6 separate regions of the Homo sapiens genome follow, and all the other regions are linked to region 4. Evidence: chromatin contacts called from ENCODE Hi-C data. All regions are on one chromosome and are shown on one strand. The core of a region is the stretch at or near the end of the contact, and the rest is flanking DNA. Distances in the headings are between cores, read along the strand shown. Region 1 holds the start of FTSJ1 (FtsJ RNA 2'-O-methyltransferase 1). Region 2 holds the start of TFE3 (transcription factor binding to IGHM enhancer 3). Region 3 overlaps NBDY (negative regulator of P-body association). Region 4 holds the start of SMC1A (structural maintenance of chromosomes 1A). Region 5 holds the start of OTUD5 (OTU deubiquitinase 5). Region 6 holds the start of TIMM17B (translocase of inner mitochondrial membrane 17B).

Region 1 (2,700 bases), core at 182-2,681, 4.9 Mb before region 4:
AAGGCACATGCCGCCGCCCCTGGCTAATACTCATATGCATGTTGCCAGGATTAAAATGAATGAACAAAGGGAAGGACATGCTGGAGCCAACTTATACAGGTTGGGAGGAGCTGTTCAATTTTCAGAAATTTTGCAAACTGGTTGTTAAACAGCTGGTTTAACAACTGGTTTTGTTTGTTTGTTGAGACAGGGTCTCACTCTGTCACCCACAGTGGAGTGCAGTGGCAAGATCAAGGCTCACTGCAGCCTTGACCTCCCAGGCTCATGCAATCCTCCCACCTCAGCCTCCCAAGTAGCTGGAACTACTCGCACACACCACCACGCCCGGCTATTTTTATTATTTGTAGAGACGGGGATCTCACCATATTGCCCAGGCTGGTCTTGAAGTCCTGGACTCAAGCGATCCTTCCACCTCAGCCCCCTAAAGTTAAACAGCTATGGTTAAAAATGAAATGATATAAACTTACTCAAAACTGGTAACTTCCTAATTTTACCACATTCCACTATTCTCTATGCTCTTGAGGTCATTTACCCCCATTTTATCTGTATGGTAAAAATAATACATGATAGTGCACTACTGCATCTCTTTTAAACTCCCTGTTCAGTGACCACAGGTCGGTACCTTGAAATCTAACAAGAAGATTGTACCTAAGCCATGGAAATTGGTAAATGCTAGAAACCAGCCTCCCTTCCCCCCACCCCTCCCCGCCACCACCCCCGCCCCAGCCAGTGGTTAACCATTTACCAGCACACCACTGAGGGCATTTAGAGCCTAGCACATGGTAAACACTATGATAAACGTTTTCATTATTTTTCCGTTTGTCCACTGGGTCAGGATGTATAGTCTTTTTTTGTGTCTGGGATGGAATTTAAAATATTTGAAGATCACAGAATTACAAAAGCCCAGAGAGTGGCTAAGCTACACCTATTTAACCCTCCCAATAATGCTGTTAAGTCTATACTATTGATTATCCCCACTTTCCAGACAGGGAAACTGAAGTTCTGAGGCAGTAAAACTCAGGCAGCGCCATGCATTAGCTGTAGTGCGATCTGAAATTGCAGCCGAGCAGCCTCCGCGCGCTCGCGCACTTCAAGAACGCATTTTCCTTACTGTCACGTTTATGCCCCGAGTGGTAATTTCGCTTCCCGGCACGCGAAAAATGAATGGGCGCCATCTTGCGCGTGGCATCTTGGGAAATGTAGTTTACAGGCTCAATAACAAGCACGGTCCAAGAAGGGAGGGGCGGGGGAGCAAATCGATCTTGGCCTCGGAAGAAAAAGAACAAAGAATCGCTGGCAACTTGCGCGTCGCGTCGCTGCAGCCACGCAGTGCGTGGATTCAGCCGCTTTGGCCGTGCCCGTTGCATGCCGGGAAACGCAGTTCGCGAGCCCCGGATACGTCGACAATAGATGACGGGGCTCACGTTGTACGTTCACATCAGGTCCCGGCCCGCCGGAACCTGGGCGATCCACGATGCCGAGTTTGCCACGCTGCGACAGCCCATAGGCTTGCCCCCCCGGGCATTCGGGTGGACTACGAACACAAACTGAAGCCCTAGGACTTGTCGCCCGTTTGCGCTCTCGCCGAGGCACAGGCTGCTCGCGGACCACCCTGCTCCGAAAACTAAGGTGGGCCCTGGGGCGCGGAGGACAGGAATGCGGGCGGAGGCTATTGAGGCACGCCTGCACTGTCCCGCCTGCGGGGAAAGGAGGGAGGTCCGCCCTGGGCGCCGTAGCTGTGTATGGTTCGGGCGGCTGGCACCGGGTGGGTTCTAGACCCAAGGTTTGTCTGCAGAAGGGGACCAGTAGACGGGGTGGATTCGAGGTGGGGACATGGGACGCAGCGGTCGGAGCCGCCTGGAGGGGTACCCGGTGGTCCCGATGGAGCTATCATCTTTGAGGTATTGATGAGGAGGGACGGGGAGTGTGGTCAGAAGGCTGTTTTGGGAGGTTGGGTGGAGCGTGAGGGTGGGGTGTTACTGGGGAATCAATGGGGGCTAATAAGAATATTTTAGTCGAACTGTTGTTCATTGATTGATTAATGAGGGGATGGCAGAGTAAGCAACTAGAATATAACGAGTGATGGATGGGAAAATGATCCCCCAGGTATTGATGGAGGTATGATATTCAACGGGTTAATGGAAAGTGATGGGGCATCGTAATGGCAAGGATGATGGTGAGGTTGTGGGGGGAATAATAGATGGATGGAGGTCATGATCAAGGGGCCTTGGTGAAAGAAAAGATAATGAGAGGCTGATGGTGTTGTAGTCAGAGTCAGTAGTTGGGCTATGGTGGCATGACCGTCGAGGAATTAGGGGACAGAGTGAGTAAAGAGAGGGCAATAGTAAACTAGGGTTGGGGGGGTTAACTTCTGTTGATACATAGTAGGTGAATAGTAAACTGTTGGAGTGTGATCATCCAGTGATGGATCCATGGAGAGCAGGGTGGACAGTGAGGGGAGAATGGGGAACTGATGTGTGATCAGTTAACGTGTTTGTTAATGAAAGAGTTACAGGGCAGGAGGCTAGTGCTGTGATCTATGAAGGGTCTATTGGAGAAAACTGAGTTAATGGGGGCTGATAAATCAGTAATTGAATGCTTAATGGGGAGCTAATAGACCATGATTCTCCAGGCATTGTTAGAGGTTCATAAGGATGTAGTAATAAAGGGGCCTAATCATCTAAGGGATTAATGGCGAAT
Region 2 (2,700 bases), core at 84-2,583, 4.4 Mb before region 4:
CCCACCCAGGGCTCACACACCCATTGCACAGAAGTTGGAAGAGATGGGCACTGGGGTGAGCAGGGAGGGCTGGGGCTCCAAAGCCCATTGATGAAAGTAAGGATGAGAAGAGGCCAGAGGGGATCCACCCAGGCAGGGATGGTGCAATCTGTACTCGTTCCAGCTCTATGGACAGATTCAAGATTACCCCCAGGAGCTCGGAGATCGAAAAGAAGATAAAAAGAAAAGGGGTGTGGGGCTAGGGAGTGGGAAGGGCTGAGAGGCTAGAGCGAGTAGCAGCATGAACAAGAGCCTCCTCTGGGTTCCCAAACAAGGTCTGAGGCCTCTGAGCTAAGAGGTAACATCATCGCCCTCTGCCTGGCTGTCTATCTTCCATTCAGGCCCTTAACAGGTGTGGGAAGAGGGCTTTTCCACTATCCTTGGGATCTGCCCCAGCTGGGTAGGCGGGCAGAGGGGAAAGGATTATTCTGGTCAAGTCTTGCTGAATGTTGCTTCTCTTGTTCATTCACACGCACTCACAAGGCTGGTCCCAGGCAGCATATCTGAGATACCTCCAAATCCCTCCAGATTCATGTTATCCCCAAACACAGCAACCAGTCACTGAGAGGCACCAAGCTCCCAAGACAGCACTTCTGTCCCTCAGGACCCCTTCTCCCACACTGAGGGAAAAAAGATTCTAGGATTCCCTTAAAACCAGTGCCTCACCTGACAGTGTCCCCTCAAATTCATTCCCCTCATGTCCGACTGAAAATCCCCGAATTCAGCCTCTAATCAGAGACCCTGTCTACCAAGTTCAGCTATCTCAGACCAGTTTCTGGATACTCCAGAATAGGCCCCTCTAGACGCAGTCAAGGGCTCCCCAAACCTGACCCAGACCCCGCTTAATGCACTCCCACGACTCCTTTAATAAAGCCACAATCCAAGCAGGCCACTGCCGGATTCCTTAGGTGCCCCCCCAAGACGGGCGCCCCGACGTCCTCCAAGGCTAGGCCGAGGGCCTCCAATCCCAGTCCGGGGCCCCCACTGCCCCCGAGATCAGGCCCCTGGGAGCCCCAGTCGGCACTCCCAGCCCCAGGCGGCCCCGCACCTGAGCAGCTGAGCCGAGTCGGCCGGCCTGCGCTCCTCCAACAGCACGAACACGGCTCGAGGGCCCTCCGCGCTGGCCTCTACGCCATCCCGAGCTGGTTCGGCCGCATGAGACATGACGCCCGGCCCCGGGCGAGCCCTGCCAGGCCGGTCGGGCCTCGGCCCGGTCCCCCTAACAAAATAAGAGTCCCCCCTCCCCCCAGCTCGCCACCGCCGCCTCCTCCGCTAAGCCATGGAGCTAGCACTGCGCGGGCGGGCGGCGTCGGGGAGATGGGATGGGCTGTGAGTCATCCCCCGCCCAGAACGGACCGACGCCCCCCCTCAACCTAACCCCGGACGACCGCCCTCCTCCCCCTCGTCTTCTTCCCCCTCCTCCCTCCTCCCAGGGATGGGGAAACTCCACAGGAAGTGACCGCACTGGGGATGGATGGCCCGTCTGGCCACGACCCATTAGCGAGGCGGCCAATCGCTGAACGGCGATTCGAGGGCCCACCCTAAGCGACGCCTCCGACGCGGAGGAAAAACGCGATTCGGCCCGCCCTCATTCCGAGAAGCAGCACCCAGACCACGCCCTCAGGGGCAGCGACAAATAGGCGAGGGTTGATTTGGTTGAACCACGCCTCTATGTTTGCGTCGCTTTCGGAGCCACGCCCTCTCTTCTCAAATTATCCCTCTGCAAGGTAATATTAAGCCGCTCCTTGGGTCCTCTGCGCCTGCGCATCGATGGCCAGTCGGCGCACGGAGGGTCTCCTGGCCAAGCTTTTAGCTGCGGAACCGCGCCCTCTTTCGGCCAATATTTGTAATATCTGAGCCCTAGACCGCGCTCCAACCTCGATCTGGCTGTGCTCTCTCAGCCAAAGCCATAACTATGAGGCAGAGGCAGCTACATTCCCTGAAGGTGCGGGCCAGAAACCCCCCCCTTTCGCTGTCCGCAGTCCAGCCGCCCAGCTGGTCTTCCGGGAGTATTCCGCCTGTTCCATGCCATCGAGAGCGGTTGTACTATGTTCATTGCGCTGCGCAATATGTGCTTAATAAATTCTTGACGGGTGAATGAATCTGGTCCCTTCGGTGAATGACGACTTCTGGAATCACAAAGATCCAGGTTTGAATAGGGAAGGGGACCTCCCCTCTCCCAGCCTCAGCTTTCCTGGCCTGTTAAATGGGGGTCAAAATACCTGTCTGGCAGGGTTGTTCTGAGGATTAAAGATAATGTATGAAAAGTGCTAGCAGGTTGTTTGGCATACAAGAAGCTTCCCAAAATTAGTTGATTCACTCATTTGTTCACTTATTCAACATTCACTGAGCGCTTCTGTATGCCAGACGCATGCAAGCCGGCTCGCACAAGGCGGAGGGTCTCACTCATATATCCTCAGGTGCAAATAGCTCACAAAACACCCAGACCTACAGCCTTCCCTTCCTCTTTCCTGACATCCCAAGACCCCACCCTGAGTTGCGCCTCCAGGAATTTCACCGGGCTTTCATTTACCTTGGACCTTCCTGTATTGGCATCATTATTTCACAGGTCTGTCAGTTGCTTTCGTAAACTCATCCATACTCACACACAACCATCTCGTACAAGGGGGAAACCTCTACATAATAAAGATGACTTCTGGC
Region 3 (2,700 bases), core at 139-2,638, 3.3 Mb after region 4:
CAAGCTGCTTAAAAAGGAACCTCACTTTGTGTTAGAGACAGAGAGAGTTCCCTTGGGAGCCTTGGCCCTGTGTGATGCCATAAGAATCTGTGGTGTGTGGTGGCATTCCCCAGCACCCCTGAGCCACCCTCCTCCCACCCCCATCTGTGTGAAACCCAGGACAGCCTGAGCAGAGTCAGACTTGAGCAAGTTGCTGAGTGTCCTCTCTGAGAGATACTCCTGCTTCAGGCCCTGTGGTTTCCAGTTGAGCAGTCCACCTATTTTGATGACCTCCATGTGTCAGCCCAAGGCGGTAAACTCTACCTGGAGCTCCAGGCTTTCGTAGGACCCCCAGTCCTGCAGCAGAACCTTGTGTAAGCCAGCTGGGTGACCAGCACCTTGTCCTGGGGCAGTAGCCCTATGATCCTAGTCCTCCTGTGGTGTCCCAGTAATGATCATGTTTTTTGTTGTTTACTTTCTGCACGGGCAAGAGCCATGAAACCTGCAGAGAGCCAAAGGAAGGGCAAAGGCTGGCTCCCTAAACAGGATTCCCACAGGATCTCCAGCCTACTGGTCCTGGTCCTTGGTCACACGGTCCCATGAGTTTGGTGATCAATCTGGGACCAGGTGACTGATTCCTTTCACTCCTCTGTCTTTTTTTTTGTTTCTCTTTCCTCTTTACCTTTTTTCACATGGGAAAAGGCGGAGGCCCTGGAGTTGAAGTGGCAGGGTTACAGTTGTAGTTGGCGTTTGTGGAGCCATACTGCCATCAAGCGGAAACTGTATCTAGAAACCGGAGGCAGCTGGGCACAAGTGCTGGGGAAACCCCACGAGCGCAAAAGAGATGGCGGCATGGAGCCCCCAGGCTGAAGCAGGACAAGAGAGGAACTCCAAGCTGGCCCTTGGCCTGTGCTCATTCCCAGGATGCCTCCCTGGTTCCACAGCTCTCTCCGAAAAAAAGGGCAGGTAGGGGCGACCCACCATGGGTTCCCCTGGTCATCTCCAGGTACTGCTGGTCCTGGGTTGCCACGTCTCCAGTATCCCGAAGCTCCTTTGTTCCCCGGGAGGATCGGGGCCCCCTTGCCAACACGTGGCTCCAGCCAAGGGAACCCCGGAACTCCCCACAAAAGACACCAGAGTAAACGGCCCCCGTCTCGGCCAGTGGCTTCGTTTATGTCCATCTCAACATGGCTGCCGGGCCAGCTCCGCCCTCTGGGCTGACTGGTCTTGGGGCTGCCTGGCTGTTCTGTCCTGGGGCCTCTAGAGTAGTTGCTTCTCCAAAGCGTCCCAATGCCAGGTACACTTCCTTCAAGGGCTCAGAACCCCGGTGGGGGAAACCCAGGCTTAGACATAGTCTAAGCACATCCTCGCTGATCTCTGTTCCTGGCAGAAGGCAGGTGTCCGTGCATCCTGTTGTGTTCAGAAACAACTTCCACTAGATGGCAATGTGGCTCCACAAACAGCAGTCTTGTCTTTCCCTTCCCCCATTTTCTTTCCCTCTTTCTGTTTTTGGTGCCAAAAACCAAAACAAACACCAAAAAAAAAAAAAAAAAAAAGAAACTGGCCTAGGAGCACCCATCTCACCTACAGCAGGGCTTCCCATCTATGTGGTCACTTTGGGGGAACCGGCAACAGTAGGATGGGGTAGGGGTGGGGGCCACAGGGAGCAGGGCAGCTTCCTGGCCCAACAGGCCTCTGTGCCCACGCGGTGCAGACCCGGGCTTGAGGGGCTGATGCTTTCTCCTGGCTGGTGGCTCTTCCTCTGTGAGGCCACAAGAGGCCACTCATAGTGCTGCCAGCTGTCCATCTGAGGCACTTTGCATTGCAGTTCGCTGTCAATCTCATTGCTCACTGATTCTTTGTGTACTTTTGGAGTTTTTCTCCCTTCACTTTTTTCTTCTTCATTCTCTTTACTTTTTCTCCACTTCTGCTCCAGGAGCAGACTGGAAGGCAGGGTCAGCTGGGCGCGGGGACACCGTTAGGGAAAACAGGCTTACTTTTCCTAAGGAAATTAGTAGGACTCTAGCTGACCCCTGCGAGGAGAAATTGGCGTTTCCCTCTCCTTTCTGCCCTGTCTCCATATTGCAGTGGGTGGCTGATTATCTCTTTTCCCTGGTGTCCAATTCCTCCCCGTTTTTCATCTTATTCTTTTTTGGGCGGTCCTTCCCTGCCTTGGCCTTGTAGCCTTGGGGCTTGGTAGCCCCTTGCAGTCAGCTGATGACATCTTCAGGGCAAGGTTCAGCCAGCACCTGTGTTCTCTGTAGCTTCTGCAGGCCTACTTGTGGATCAAAGCTTTTGATCTTACTCAGGAAATACCCCATCAACAAGACGCTTCCTGGTTGTGTGTCCTTTAAGCCGGATGTCAGAAGTGGCTCCGTGCCCCTCGTTGTATGTCACCACGCGTTGAGGCCCTCCTAAACTAGATCCTTCGGGACAGCTACAGTGGCATGGACCTCTCACTTCCTGTTCTCCTTCTGATTCTTCTTCCTCTTCCTCCTCCTACCCCTCTTCTTTAATTCTTCTCCTTCTCCTCCTTCTCCTCTTGCTCCTCCTCCTCCAACTCCTTCTTATCTTCCTACTCCTCCTTTTTCTTTTTCTTCTTTTTCCTCCTTCTACTCCTCCTCCCCCTCCCCCTGCACTTCCTTCTCCTTTGCCTCTTTTTCTTTTTTTGCTTTTGCTTCTGCTTCTGATTCTGCTTCTGTTTTTCCTTTCACTTGCGGA
Region 4 (2,700 bases), core at 5-2,504:
CTGTTGAGACACTCAGTCTCCAGGAAAGGTACTCAGTATGTGCTACTTCAGCAAGGGCAGCCTCTTAGGCTAGGATATCATTCAGCTAGAACATCTCTGGGGTGGAAGAATACAGCAGGATTCCAAATGGACATCTGAGGTGAGAGGAATCCACGGTGTATCGTTTAGAGTTGGGAAGACACAAAATAGAGGCTTTACCTGACCACCCTTTCTAAAGACACCACCTAAGTCACTTTATCACATCCACCTGTCTCATTTCCTGTATAGCACTTATGACAGCCTAAAACCATCTTATTTTCTCCTTATCTTCTTTCCCCTCTGGAATATAAGTTCCCTGTGAGCATGGAGTTGGTTTATTCTATTCTCCGCTGTTTCCACAACTTGCAACTGAATAACTCCTGATAAACAATAAGCATTCAACAAATTTGGTAAATTAGTTAATTTCGGCTTTTGACGGTTTCGGTGGTAGGAAAAGGGCGAGTTCGAGGCAACTACCTCTGACATAGCGGTGGGGGGTGGGGATCGACACCTCAAGCATTCTAAAGACTGGAGCGCTGGGTCTGAAATTCAAAAGTGCCGCCTCCAGAGAAGAGTAGAAAGGAGTTGGAGTGTACCAATGCGAGGCGAGAGAGGACGCTGGGCTGAAACAGAAGTGCACCGTTTGGGACCGAAGGCCACGGGAGAGCTACCAGCGTCCCCACATTCTCCGGAGGGGGTCAAGTAAGGCTGGGAAGCCGGCTCCGGCCGGTCCGGCGGGGAGCCGCGCGGCGGAGGACTGAGCTGGCGGGAAGCTGGTTCCAGACGCGACTCCTTTGGCGGGAGGGGGAAGTAGGCGGGGTAACTGGCAGCTCGGCCTGTACCACTGGGCCGGGGCGGGGGCCGCGCAGGAAGCGGCAAGTGACACCTGGAAGGGGTTCGAGTTAGAGCACCCGCGCGGGGAGAGTGGGTTCGAGCAGAACCCCCTCTGGACGGGCAAGGAACCCGTAAGGGTCCGCGACGTTTCAGGTTACATGGGCTGGGTTGTACTACTCCGGCACCGGATAAGGGGTCCAGGCCGGGACGTGCGCAGGGCCGCGGCCAGGTTTATCTCACCAGAGCCATTGGGTCCAATGATGGCGGTGAACCTCTGAAATGGTCCGATAATCTGTCGACCCTTGTACGACTTAAAGTTCTCAATCTCAATCAGTTTCAGGAACCCCATGACGGCCGCGGCGCCGGCGGCAGTAGGACAGGCCGCGCCGTACGCCCGAGAACTGAGGTAGCCCGCGCGGGAAACGCCGCAGTGCAAGCCGGGCGACCGGCAAATGTCGCGAGAATACGTCCAGGCCTAACGGGATTTTCGCCTTCCGGCAGGAGTGGGACCAGGGGCGGGGACTGATGTTGCGTATACGAGGAGCGAGCTGACGACTGGCGTGGTGCCTCCGCCCCCCTTTCTTGTTGCATGGCAACAACAAACACTTGCTCCTGCGGACCAGATCCCCGGAGGAGTTGTTGCTGGGCGGAGTCAGAGCAGTTCTTGAGGTTCAAGGAGGCGGGGGAGACCTGAGCTCACGCTTGCTGAGACAGAAGTCACAGCAGGATTATGCCCCTCAGGGCAAGAGGAAGGTGGGAGCTCGGCTGTGGCTTTAGCCTGGCCAGCTTTCAAGGCTAGGACAAGGACAGGGTCGGGAATTGGAAGGACCCGGGGGGAGCGGAGAGCTGGACGGGAAGGAGGGGCCAACGGGAGGATTCAGTGTTAGGTGAGCTCAGACTTTGCTAATGGTGGGGTGGGATTGGTGGCGGGACGGGTTGCGAAGGCGGACGGGTTGTGAATGGGACTGGGGCTACTCCCAGGCAACAGGGATACAGGCTGGGGAAGGCTACGGCCTGAGATACTACCCCTATCCCCTGCCTCCCTCCTGTTGTACCAAGCAGAGTTCAGAAACTGCCGCCGTAACCCAAGAACAAAGTTGCATGCAGAGCCAACCTAAGAGCTTCAAAATCGGGATTCCTTACTGAGAAAGGTATTTTGTGTGAACCCCCAGGAGTCAGGGTCCCTAAGCCAGCGCTCTCCACCTCCACCTACCTCTGCCTCCATGCCTCTCCCCCATCCCATTCCCACAGCTCTATACCACAATGCCACCTTACCTCTCTTCCCTCTCTGCTCTCTATCATTAATAAGGCAGGGGCCTTAGCAATCCAAGAAGCTTAAAATGTCAGCTGAATCTTCCCCTTCAGTGACCTTATACTGTAATGGCAGGTGAAACCAGTAGGTAAGTTGGTGCCATTCTCAGACTTAAACATGGAAAGGATCTGGTGGTTGCCATAATTATTCCTTTAACTATTTATTAAATTATGTCCGAAGGCTAGAAAGAGTCCTAAAGACTTAGGACAAGTCCAGGAAAGTGAGGAAGTGGCTGGGCATGGTGGCTGACAACTGTAATCCCATCGTGAGGGAGGCAGGCCAAGGCAGGAGGATCACTTGAGACCAGCAGTTCAAGACCAGCCTGGGCAACATAGTGAGACCCTATCTCTACTAAAAATTAAAAAATTAGCTGGGTGTGGCAGCTCTCACCTCTGGTCTACCCAGGATGCCGAAGCAGGAGGATCACTTGAGCCTGGGAGGTTGAGGCTGTAGTGAGTGGTGTCCGCACCACTTCACTCCAGCCTAGGTGACAGAGCAATACCCTGTCTCAAAAATAAATAAAGGGAGGAAGCTTG
Region 5 (2,700 bases), core at 92-2,591, 4.5 Mb before region 4:
TTACATCCCTGGAAAAAGCTTAGAAGATCCCTATCCTTAAAGGGGGCGTGTGTGTGTGTGTGTGTGTCAGGACCTTGATTCTAGAAGCAGGACTCTCAGGCCCCTGAAGACAGACTTAGGACCCTTGAGGTCTCAGGTCTGGCTATTCAGTGGTCCTGTGCAGTGTTACCCAGCGAAGCGGGAGAGGATTGTCCTATATGCAGAGTGTCTCAGACTCTTGAAAGGGCTTAGGCTCCTTGGGGATGTTCAGCCCCGATCTCCGAGGTCTCCACCTTATTTGACTTTCCTGGAAGGGGAATCTCAAACTTCTATCCCAGAGGAAAAGAGCTCTTAAGCCACTGAACACATACCTAAGTCTCTTGGGAGACCTGAGACTCCTACTCAAGAGGGGCGCGATCCTACCTGTATCTCTTGGAGAATTCCCACCTATTGGCCCTATATGATGAGGTCCCAGGGACTGGAATGACGACTATAGACCTTAAAAGAGACCTCGGATCTTTAAGTCTGACACCTTACCGTAGGCCTCTAGCCCCAAAATCCTGGAGGGGAGGAAAGAAGGTGTCTCACATCCCTACCGCCAGAGAAGACTGTCAGGCCCAGTGAAAACGCCTAGATCCCTTGGGGCGATCTCAAACAGCCTTCCTTGAGTCCCTTCACAGTCTGGGGGTCCCATCTGCCGTGGCCGCTCACCCCTCACCCCACAGCTCTTACCTGCTCGACAGTGGCAGGGTCCATAGCCTCGATGCGTGCTGCAGCCGCCTCATACTCGTCCTCACTGTTGTAGCCTGCGCCGACCTCCTCACGCTCGGGACTGCCCCCGCCAACCGCGCCAACCCCGGGAGCTTGACGTCGCCGCTTGCTGTGCCCAGGCCCGGAGCAGCAGCCGCCCACGCCTACGGCACCACCCACACCCACCACCACGCCCGCGGCACCCACACCCGCCGCCGCTGCGCCCAGCGCGTCGCCGGGACCGCCGCCGGGACCACCTGGGCCCCCGCAAGGAGGTGGAGAAGCCTGTTGTGGCCGGGGACCCGCCACTGCACCAGGCGGCACGGCCAGCGCCCAGCGATGAAGAGCGCCCGGCGGTCCTGGTAGCGGGCCTTGAGGCGGTGGCGAAGCTCGCGGACGGGCCCCCACGACGCCGGAGTCACGGTCGCGATCGCCGCCGCCCACGCCCGTGCCGCCGCCGCCCACGCCCACACCTCCGCCGCGCCGCGGCGCCGGGGGCATCGGCCCGGGCGGCGGCGGCTCGTTGGCGGGGTCGGCGTCGGGAGGCGGCGGCTTCTTTTTGGGGAGTATAGTCATGGCTGCACTGCCGAGTACCCCCCAACAAACCCGGCGCGGGGCACGCCGGGAGAGAACCCGGATGAGGGGGCTAGTGTAGTGCGCGAGGCACGACGGGAACGGCGAGACCCGGATAAAGGGATCGCGGCACCGGTTCGAGAACCCTCGGCGGCGGAGGAGGCGGCGGCGGCGGCGGCGGCGGTGGCGGCGCGCGGGTCACGCCGAGAGGAGAACCCGGATGTAAAGTCCAAGATGAAGGCAGTGCGGCGAGTTTGTCTTAGCCTTCTCTCCAAGTCCAGCAAGTTTATTGCTACGCTTGTTCCGGCCTTCTGCTTCAAAGGAAACAGAACCAAAACAAGCACCTCTTCGCTCCGCCCCCTCGCAGGTTCTTGCACTACCGGGTGGGGCCCCGGGGCGCTGCGCACGCGCGCCAGGGCACAGCCCCGCCCCTTACTCGGAAGTACGTGGGCAAAATCGCCGCCGCCGCCGCCACAACAATTGCAACACCAACCAATTGAGCAGCTGCGTGGGACCTCGACGACGCCCACGGGCCAATCACAGGCGAGTGCTCGCCCTCCGGTGCCCTCCGTCTCAAATTTCAGTCAAAGTCGACACCCTGGTTCCCAGCCTTTCTCCCCGTCAGTTCCGTCTTGCTCTTCACTTTTCTCCCCGAAGCTCTGACCTGCAGGCGTCGGTACTGCGGACGGACAGCGTGGCCTGTCCCACGTACGACAGGAAAAACACCTCCCCTCCAGGATTCCAACTTGAACGCTGTCAGCCGGAATGACTGGAAAACATCAACACTCCCGGGAGCATAGCTGGCCCCTGTAGCGTCACTTCCGGTCCCACCCACCTACAAATACCCTTCCGGGGGAGGCGGACACCGCTTCGCCCCGGCAACAGCCTGAGTTCTGCGGTGATTGGTTAAGAGACGCCGTCACTCGCGGCATACCGACCAACCTTGGGACAGACAGGCGCCGTGGGGACAGTGGTTGTTTGGGAAACAGACACGCCTTCTCTGGCACCACAGCACTCTCGGCCTCGCGTTGACCTCCCCGCCCCTATGGCTAGTGCGCAGGCGCGGCCCAGCCTTTTTTTTTTTTTTTTTTTTTTTTTTTCCTAATTGAGACAGGGGTCTCACTCTGTCGCCCAGGTTGGAATGCAGTGGCGCGATCATAGCTCACTGCAAACTCCAACTCCCAGGTTCAAGCGATCCTCCCGCCTCAGCCTCCCGAATAGCTGGGACCACAGGCGCGCACCACTACGACCGGCTAATTTTTTTTTCACTTTTTTGTAGGGACAAAGTCTCACTATGTTGCCCAGGCTGATCTCCAGCTCCCGGGCTCAAGCGATCCTCCCGCCTCGGCTTCCCAGAGTGCTGGGATTACAGGCGTTAGTCACCGCGCCTGGCCAAGC
Region 6 (2,700 bases), core at 54-2,553, 4.5 Mb before region 4:
AAAAAAACTGTCTGGCTTTGCACATACATTTAAAATTTGGTGATGACTCTTTGAACGACACAGCATTTCCACAGAGGAGCTCCAGTTGGGTGGGGTGGAGGGTGGAAGACAGAGGCCATGTTTGCAATCCCTACAAAATCCCAGATACAGGAGCCAGGCTCGGCACATAGTAGGTGAGTGGGCACCAGAATGAATAAGTGCACGTGACTGGCAGCTCCAAGCAGTTTTCAGAGCAGCCTCCCTTGTGGGCAAGATAGCTAACCCCACACCAACCCAGGGAAGGCCTGGACTCACAACAGGGGCATTGCGGAAACCCTTGATGGCCTGGAAGACTCCGCCACCGATGACACCCATAGTGAAGGCTCCACCGCAATCATCCACAATTCGCCATGGGCTGCAAGCAGGAAGGGAAGGACGGGGTTAATGTGAGCCCTCCCCCAGGTCCTGTCACACGAACTCTTTTCTAACTGGGAGAAACCAAGTCACCAGAATGGGAAGTTCCTAAGTAGGAACAAACACTTCAGATAATAATGAGCTAGTTCTGTCACGCTTTTTCCACACACCCCCCCATTAAAGCGAGAAATGGGGCAAAGGGGGAGAAATATTAGTCTTCGCCCTGTCTACCAACCAAGGAATCAGCCAACGGTTTTACTGTGATCAAAGATTAAATGAATTGGCACACGCAGAGTTGACGTTTCAATAAGCGACATAGGCGTGTTAACTAGCCAAGACAGACTGTCAGCAAAGCAGGACCGCGTCGCACCCCTTCTCCGACGGTGAGCCCGTCCAACCATGCCCCGCCCCTTTTCAATCCGGCACAACTGGGAAAAACCAAGAGCGACCGCGGGAAGCATCCACCGTCCCCGCCGGCCCTCAACAGGTTCATCCGTGCCCCGCCCCCCACTGACAAAGGCGACCTGGGAAAAACCACTGGCGGCAACTCTGGGGATTTCCGGTCAACACCGTACCACCCCTAGCCGGGATGGATCGTCCAGCGTGTCTTTTTTCGTTAACAGGGCTAGGAGATTACGAAGTCAGGAGAAACATGGCGTGGTTCGGCCTTCGCCGCACCTTCTCTGGTTGTGGCCCCTCATAACGGAGCCCGAATGACAGGAACCGAGTGGGGGTAGCGGGAGATACGTTAAGAGTCCCCCGAGTCTGGTACATGGCTCTGTGCGGCCGATGCCTCCCCCGCCCGACCCCCACGGCTGGCCTTGGCGTCGCAGCAATATTCCGGATGCCTGTGCCCATTGCCGTACCAGGGCTCCCGAGCGTACTCCTCCATGGCGCTGGCGTCTGGCCGCGCAGTCAGGCCACGCCCCCAGCGTAGACGCACACCGGCGTCGGAGCTTTCCGCCTATTACCGGGCAGCGATTGGGTCGCTATACCGCATGTCACGCCAAGGACGCACTCTCATTGGCCAATCGAGTTTCTGCCATTTGTTCATTGCCTCCTGAGCGTAGTCCAGTTACTTTCAGGCTCGGGGAGTGAAGGCCTCGTTGAGAGAAGGTCTCATTCGGTGTTTTGGGAAGAGAGTCGTGTGGGCCCAGGTATCGTAGCGGCGACACGAGAGAGACGGGCGGTGTGACAGCCTTCCACTACCTGCACGAGTGTATTGGTAACGTTGGGGTGGGTGCACTCTTTTGGAGCTGGAGGAAGTGCTGCCCTCTGCTCCCCCATCCCAGCGCTTTGGTTTCTCCCACCCGGCAGTCATGGGGACGCTGGATGAGCCCATTTCTGAAGTGCGGAGGGGCCGGGCTTCTTAGGCTGTGGGCGGAGCCTGGGCCTGGGAGAGGAACAGGGCCCTGGAGCACCTGGTTTCGGGGACAGTAGGGTTGGTGGGAGTTGCGATGATATTGCCACCTACCTCTTACATCTTTTAGTGCGTATGTTCTGTCCACCCAGCTACTGGTTCATTTGAGTAGATCGGAGTCAGATGAGTACATGTTTACGGGAGGCGCTTGGTTACGGGATCCAGATAGGAATCTTTATCTGAGCTGCTTGTCAGTTTGTTCGTCTGTCCCTAGGTCTGTCTGCTATCAGCTATGCCGCTGCCCGTTGCGCTGCAGACCCGCTTGGCCAAGAGAGGCATCCTCAAACATCTGGAGCCTGGTGAGACAGCTAAAAGCAGATGGTCCTAACACGTGCCAGCCTCGACAGGCACTTTTGTTGTTGATACTGACGCTTGATACCTAGCATGGGCCAACTGTGCACCAAGCAATGGGGTGGCAGGCATTTTTCGTTGTTAACAATGTGGATTCCTGACATCCATCCCTACCGCGTGTCAAGTGGAGGGGGTTGGGGGAATAGATATTTCATTCTTTTTTTTTTTTTTTTTTTTTTTTTTTTTTTTTTTTTTTGAGGCAGAGTCTTATTGTGCACCCAGGCTGGAGTGCAGTGGCGCGATCTCGGCTCACTAAAACCTCCGCCTTCCAGGTTCAAGCGATTCTCCTGCCTTAACTTCCCGAGTAGTTGGGACTACAGGCACGCCCCGCCCCACCACACCTGGCAATTTTTTTTTTTTTTTTTTTGAGACAGAGTCTCGGTCTGTCGCCCAGGCTGGAGTGCTGTGGCGTGATCTCGTCTCACTGCAACCTCCGCCTCCCGGGCTCAAGCGATTTTCCTGTCTCAGCCTCCCAAGTAGCTGGGATTACAGGCACGTGATACCACACCCGGCTGATTTTTGCATTTTTAGTAGAG

The links. Hi-C counts contacts between places; a loop is a spot of excess contacts on that map. Pooled maps may share reads with other maps.
Region 1: a loop to region 4 is called in a pooled map, with 18 times the contacts of the local background. The contact joins the promoter of FTSJ1 here to the promoter of SMC1A in region 4. A Hi-C loop is called at or near these places in 6 of 50 pooled maps.
Region 2: a loop to region 4 is called in a pooled map, with 16 times the contacts of the local background. The contact joins the promoter of TFE3 here to the promoter of SMC1A in region 4. A Hi-C loop is called at or near these places in 5 of 50 pooled maps.
Region 3: a loop to region 4 is called in a pooled map, with 14 times the contacts of the local background. The contact joins the enhancer-like site here to the promoter of SMC1A in region 4. A Hi-C loop is called at or near these places in 2 of 50 pooled maps.
Region 5: a pooled map shows a loop between it and region 4 (21-fold over the local background). The contact joins the promoter of OTUD5 here to the promoter of SMC1A in region 4. A Hi-C loop is called at or near these places in 6 of 50 pooled maps.
Region 6: a loop to region 4 is called in a pooled map, with 11 times the contacts of the local background. The contact joins the promoter of TIMM17B here to the promoter of SMC1A in region 4. A Hi-C loop is called at or near these places in 5 of 50 pooled maps.

Annotation. Positions count from the first base shown.
Region 1 is chrX:48,474,768-48,477,467 of GRCh38, forward strand. FTSJ1 (FtsJ RNA 2'-O-methyltransferase 1) reads left to right here and starts at 1,432. Exons shown (of 13, transcript NM_012280.4): 1 at 1,432-1,629. LOC124905185 (a long non-coding RNA gene) reads right to left here and starts at 1,576. Exons shown (of 2, transcript XR_007068226.1): 1 at 1,112-1,576; 2 at 1-421.
Region 2 is chrX:49,042,024-49,044,723 of GRCh38, forward strand. TFE3 (transcription factor binding to IGHM enhancer 3) reads right to left here and starts at 1,334. Exons shown (of 10, transcript NM_006521.6): 1 at 1,088-1,334. The coding sequence starts at 1,203. RefSeq lists an enhancer at 660-1,523 and a silencer at 1,065-1,304.
Region 3 is chrX:56,763,188-56,765,887 of GRCh38, forward strand. The region is part of intron 2 of NBDY (negative regulator of P-body association); the gene reads left to right. Among named protein-coding and RNA genes, the nearest start is that of NBDY, 35 kb to the left of the region's middle. RefSeq lists enhancers at 420-469, 490-609, 573-1,074, 1,070-1,429. Within about 2 kb of position 1,389, at least 24 of the 41 ENCODE cell types and tissues checked have a DNase peak (open chromatin) inside an H3K27ac peak, as active enhancers do.
Region 4 is chrX:53,421,400-53,424,099 of GRCh38, forward strand. It overlaps SMC1A (structural maintenance of chromosomes 1A), which reads right to left and starts at 1,255. Exons shown (of 25, transcript NM_006306.4): 1 at 1,093-1,255. The coding sequence starts at 1,201. It overlaps RIBC1 (RIB43A domain with coiled-coils 1), which reads left to right and starts at 1,474. Exons shown (of 8, transcript NM_001031745.5): 1 at 1,474-1,605; 2 at 1,915-2,003. RefSeq lists enhancers at 412-1,386, 503-682, 803-852, 1,043-1,222, 1,387-2,358 and 1 more.
Region 5 is chrX:48,956,266-48,958,965 of GRCh38, forward strand. OTUD5 (OTU deubiquitinase 5) reads right to left here and starts at 1,342. Exons shown (of 9, transcript NM_001136157.2): 1 at 712-1,342. The coding sequence starts at 1,305. RefSeq lists silencers at 959-1,018, 1,389-1,438, 1,639-1,798 and an enhancer at 1,899-2,088.
Region 6 is chrX:48,896,465-48,899,164 of GRCh38, forward strand. TIMM17B (translocase of inner mitochondrial membrane 17B) reads right to left here and starts at 1,304. Exons shown (of 6, transcript NM_001395498.1): 1 at 1,260-1,304; 2 at 295-394. The coding sequence starts at 1,285. It overlaps PQBP1 (polyglutamine binding protein 1), which reads left to right and starts at 1,466. Exons shown (of 7, transcript NM_001032382.2): 1 at 1,466-1,618; 2 at 2,028-2,112. The coding sequence starts at 2,046. RefSeq lists enhancers at 820-969, 1,000-1,199, 1,490-1,859, 1,910-2,129.